Regions from separate parts of the Mus musculus genome. Here region 1 is linked to region 2. Evidence: chromatin contacts called from ENCODE POLR2A ChIA-PET data. All regions are on one chromosome and are shown on one strand. Each heading gives the region's core, a stretch centred on a gene start or an enhancer-like site at or near the end of the contact. The rest is flanking DNA. Distances are from core to core; before and after follow the strand shown.

What was found. ChIA-PET counts read pairs that join two places held with the same protein, here RNA polymerase II (POLR2A).
Region 1: POLR2A ChIA-PET joins it to region 2 with 11 read pairs in Patski. The contact joins the promoter of Ech1 here to the promoter of Map4k1 in region 2. POLR2A ChIA-PET finds 5 or more read pairs at or near these places in 4 of 5 experiments (Patski and embryonic stem cell).

What each region holds. Positions count from the first base shown.
Region 1 is chr7:28,823,912-28,826,611 of GRCm38, forward strand. It overlaps Ech1 (enoyl coenzyme A hydratase 1, peroxisomal), which reads left to right and starts at 1,427. Exons shown (of 10, transcript NM_016772.1): 1 at 1,427-1,501; 2 at 1,963-2,167; 3 at 2,274-2,362. The coding sequence starts at 1,450.
Region 2 is chr7:28,981,411-28,984,110 of GRCm38, forward strand. It overlaps Map4k1 (mitogen-activated protein kinase kinase kinase kinase 1), which reads left to right and starts at 1,444. Exons shown (of 32, transcript NM_008279.2): 1 at 1,444-1,644; 2 at 1,805-1,862; 3 at 1,980-2,070; 4 at 2,673-2,700. The coding sequence starts at 1,546. It overlaps Eif3k (eukaryotic translation initiation factor 3, subunit K), which reads right to left and starts at 478. Exons shown (of 8, transcript NM_028659.3): 1 at 264-478. The coding sequence starts at 322.

The sequences.
Region 1 (2,700 bases), core at 177-2,676, 160 kb before region 2:
CTCCTGGTAGTTGCTACATCTGTCCCTTGTGTGGGTGGGGTGGGGTGGGGACTGCCTACCTCAGCTGTAAGTCTGGGTAGCAGACATCCCCTACTGTCCCACTGGCCCAGAGACATCTGTTCACCCTCTTGGCAAACATCTCCCTAAGGAGCACACTTAGACGGTATTTTATGCTCTTGGGTAATACTTTCTCAGGCTTTTTTTTTTTTTTTTTTTTGGTATGTCTGTTTTGAAAATATAGCCTTTGCCAGGTGGTAGTGGTAGCACATGCCTTGAATACCAGCACTGGGGAGGTAGAAGGTGACAGATCTCTATAAATTCGAGGCCAGCCTGGTTCACAGAGTTCCATGATAGCCAGAGCTACACAGAAATTGTCTAGAAACAAACAGCATATTATTATATTTATTTAGACAGGGTCTCTATAGTAATGGAACTTGCTATGTAGAAGAGGCTTGTCTTGAACTCGCAGAGATCTGCCACCTGCCCCTGTCTCTGTCTCTGTCTTTTTGGTTTTTCGAGACAGGGTTTCTCTGTGTAGCCCTGGCTGTCCTGGAACTCACTTTGTAGACCAGGCTGTCCTGGAACTCAGAAATCCGCCTGCCTCTGCCTCCCCAGTGCTGGGAGTAAAGGCATGCGCCACCCTGCCCGGATTTTTTCCCTTTTTTTTTTTTTTTTTTTTTTTTCTTTCCCTGCCCCTGTCTCTTGAGTGCTAGGATTGAAGGTATGAGGCACCACATTGAACTTCCTTGGGTTCTTTTCAGAGTCTTTGTTGCGGGGGCTGGGTGTAGGATGATCCCTTCTCAGGAGGCAAAAGGTGGAGGATACTTGAAGTTACAGGCAAGCCTGGGGTTTTATATAGACCTTACATAAATCAGGGAGAAGAGCCTGGGGATATGTTCGGTGTTAAATGTTTGCCTATGTTGCCTCAGTCCCCTCGCACCACAAAACAAAGGAGGGTGGCGTTAGAGCCATTTACTCCTGCCTACGCACTTCTAAATGTCCAGTAACCTTGAATCCGTATAACTTCCCTGGTCCAGGAGCCAACTTCTGGCGGTAAGGGAATAAAAACTGCTTAATTCTGGCCAGCCGGTATCCTAGCAACTAAACTGCTGCCCTTCTGTCCTTGACTATTTCAGTTGTCTGCATTTTGTTCCAACACAGCGTTGTGATGAACTTTATACACAATTTTCCAACAGCACTGTGAAATATTTTCTCAGGCCAGCGTCCCACTGGGCCAAAGGTTTAAGCAACGTCCCAAACACATGAGACACGAAGGAGTGCTTTTTTTTTTCGTTTGCCCTTAGTAAAGATGGCGAACTAGGTGGGACCTCGCTGCTAAAGGGCGGTGGCCGCGGTGGCTTCGGTGCCCTTGACCAACATGGCGAACGTTCGTGCCCGCCCCCTAAGTTTTTCTTCGGGAGTAAGTCGCACAGCTCCGGAGCTCCAGAAATGGCTACCGCGATGACAGTTTCCAGTAAACTCCGCGGCCTGCTGATGCAGCGTGAGTTACCCCTTAATCCGTGGGGGCTCGTTTTTGTGTCGTCTTGTTATAGCGGCGATAAGACGGGAAGTCTGCCTGGGTCGCTTTAAACTCAGGAGTCCTTTTGTAATTTAAAATGAAATTATAATTTTTTAGGTCTGTCTTTCAACCTGAATTCTTTGTCCCCAATCTTGGGTCATTTCCACAAACAAGGGTCTAATGTAGTCTCAGACTGAAACTTGGTTTTTCGAGACAGGATTTCTCTGTGTAGGCCTGGCTATCCTGGAACTCTCTGCAGACTAGGCTGGCCTCGATCTGAGATCGGACTGCTTCTGCCTTCCAAATGCTGCCTCCCAACCACCTCCTGGCTTGCATACCCTAATCTTAAAAGTTATGTCTGGTCATGCCAGCGCCCCTAAAGAGCATATACTGTTAAAATGTCCCCATTCTAGGCTCTCAAAGTCTCTTCCTTGTCTCCCCAGAGCTGAGAGGTACCAGCCAGCTGTACTTCAACATCAGCCTTCGATCTCTGAGCTCCTCTGCACAAGAGGCCTCCAAGAGAGCCCCCGAGGAAGTCTCAGACCACAACTATGAGTCTATTCAAGTCACAAGTGCCCAGAAGCATGTTCTCCACGTGCAGCTAAACCGGCCAGAGAAGAGGAATGCCATGAACAGGGCTTTCTGGAGGTCTGGCCTGCAAGCCCACAAGCCTATCTGCTAGAGGAGACAGAGGTGGGCAGGGACAGGGGCTTCCCACTCCAGATATAACCCTTTACTTCTTATGCCTCTGCAGGGAGTTGGTGGAATGCTTCCAAAAGATATCCAAAGACTCGGACTGCCGGGCTGTTGTAGTCTCCGGTGCAGGAAAGATGTTCACTTCAGGTACTTGTCTGCCTGCTGGCGCCTCTCCCCCTGCTGGGGCAGCCATGCTAGCAGTTTTCTTTGCTGATTTTGTCACTTACTCTTTTTTTTTTTCCCTCCCCTGGCTGGCCTGGAACTCTCTATTTAGACTAGGCTACTCTAGAAGTTGAAGTAATCCTCCTGCCTCAGCTTCCTAAATGTTGATGCTGGGATTGTAAACATGACTCAATGCTTTGGCCTCCTTTTGTTTCTAGAAGGAAACAAAAATACTGGGCCGGTGGCATGTGCCCTTAGTCCCAGCACTGGAGTGGCAGAGGCCAGTGGCTCTCTGGGAGTTCACGGCCATCCTGGATGACAGA
Region 2 (2,700 bases), core at 194-2,693:
CGGTTCCCGTTTCCATCACCTCCGGTCCCCACTGGCCAAATAGACATCAGAAAACACTATGTAGGATGGTCCACAAGGACAGAGAAGGAAGAGACTAAAAGACACCGGGAGTCTGTGGCAGCAGAAAAGGTAAAGTTGAGGGACGGAGAGAAACTTGGAGAAACTCCATCTCTGGAGGAGCGTGGAGCCCTGGCCACCCCTGGCTGGCTCCCCGTCTTCTCCACCCCGCTTGGCCAGAGAGCGCCCTTCAGCGGAATTCAGACCTGTCGATACCCTTGAGCAACTTGCCCACGTTCGCTCTCATCTGCTCAAACATCGCCATGATCACTGTTGCCTTCGGCAGCCTCAGCTGGAGTCGAACACCAGGCACGGTGCTTAGCACTAGAGGACCGGAAGAGAGGTGTAGGAAGCGGAACCTGCGTCACACCCTCCCTCCAGCTCCTACAAGGAAGGCAAAGGGAAAGGCGCTTTCAGCACCAGCGCCGGTTGTTTTTTTTTTTTTTTTTTTTTGTCTACCACGTGATTTCCTTCCAGCAGTTGTAACTTGCGCATGCGCAATGAGCTCACTTAAAAGAGACCAATAGCGTGAGAAAAGGTTTAGTCTGCCTTACTACGCAGGCGCCAGGAGGCGGGCTAAGCTTTTCCCGGGCCGCGCAAACTTAGTACTTAAGCTTCTGACGCGCGTGCGCTGGAGTTGTACGGGGAAAGGAGACTTTATTTTCTCTACGCATGCGTAGCCTTAAGCGTTTAGCCCCGTGAAGGGTTGCTGTTTCCTTTTCTTTGAGTTTAGTCGGGTGGGAGATGCTCTCTGAAGCCCTTCTTGTCTCCGACTTGGGTGCCTGAGACAGCATCTTGTATGTATCTTCACTTCCTCGCTGGTCCCCACTCGGTTCCGTACTGCTACAGTGCTGTTAGGAGGCCGGGAAGGCAAAAGACACCTGTAGTCTCCATCGGCTCTGCGTAGGGGCTACTAACAAGTGTTCCACGTCTGCCACAGATTCCCTACACGTTTGAAGCGTTGCACAGACATGTGCCATGCGGGCAGGTGCCCTGAGCTCAGCTGTCACTTAAGTCACATGCATGTGTCACGAGTAAACAGGTCTTCTGTGAAACCTAGCCAGCTTTGTGCAGACCTGCAACCTCTGGCTTGATTCCAGATCTTCAAGAACCCAGCAGAGGTTCAACCGTAACCTATGACTCCTCCCAAAATAGAGTGTTGGGGAGAGGGTGCTAGGTCAGCCCCAGGTTGCATTTAAGAACTTTTGCATCTTATTTACATAGTGTCCTTCAGTGGGTAAAGGGGAGTCCCATGGGTCCCAAGGCGATCAAACTCTCAGAACCCAGGGGACGGGGGTGGAGCCCTCTGTGCAGCCCTCTGCACAGCCCTGCAGCTGGGGCAGGAAGCGAGAGTGGGGAGGGGGAAGGCCACAGCCCACAGAGTCAAGGCGGGCCCAGGACTTGTGTGGAGACAGAAGGTAATACCAAAGCTTGAACCCTGAGGCCCTGTTGGCCCCCTGGGCACTGGCCCAGCCCCGGCCTCCAGGAATGGCCCTTGTGGACCCCGACATTTTTAATAAGGACCCTCGAGAACACTATGATCTACTGCAACGACTGGGTGGTGGAACTTATGGAGAAGTATTCAAGGTGAGAAAGCCCTTCTGTCTCCTCCACCACAACCCTGGGATAGTTGGGGAGAGGCTGGCAAGCAGGAGTGTAAGAGAATGCCAGGCCTTGGCCTTGGTTCAGAGATGCTGAGGATGGCAAGCTATGGAGTCTGCCTGATGACCAACTTCCCCTTTACAAGGCTCGCGACAAGGTGTCTAAGGACCTGGTGGCTTTGAAGATGGTGAAGATGGAGCCTGGTGAGAGCACCCCCAGAAACTTCTTCCCCATCCCCGCCCTTTCCTTCCTGGGATACAGGGACATTTCTGTAAGCCCCCGCTTGTAGCCCACCTTCGCTCTCCGGCCCCTCCCCACAGATGATGACGTCGCCACCCTTCAGAAGGAGATTCTCATGCTGAAAACTTGCCGGCACGCCAACATCGTGGCTTACCATGGCAGTTACCTCTGGTGATGTCTTAGCCCATCCCCCAACCCCAGCCCCTTAACTCTGACCAGGTCTCCACTCCTAAACTACCATTTGTGACCCAGATACCCTAACTTGACTTCCAACCTGAGGACTTTCACTTTTAATTGGGGCATCCCAGTCTGATTCCCAATCTGAAATTCTGCCTTTCTTACTGAGTGCCTGCTAATTTTTAAGGGCTAATCTAGAACCCTCCTCGTTGTTGTAATCAAATCTCTCACTAGTCTGCTCCCTGCATCACCCATTTTTATTCTGCTTCTTTAATTTGAGCTCTCAAATTTCTTGGCTCCCAAGATAATATCTCAGCTGCCTCAATAATGGCATCTTTTCCTCAAACCCGGGATTCTTTGTCTTGTCTGCTTCGCCATGGGTTCTCTGCCCTGTCCCCTAAATTACCTTGGGGTGGCAGTGGGGTGCTCTTGGGTTGGAACCCAAAGACCTAAAAATTGCTCTGGAATACACACTTCCTGGCTATCCTCAGCCTCTGCTGTCATGGGAACAGGACACTGTGTGGTGGGCGGGGGAGTGAGATAGCCCCGGGAGGTCTCACTACCATTGTAATCCCTGCTCTCTTGACGCCCTATAGGCTGCAGAAGCTGTGGATCTGCATGGAA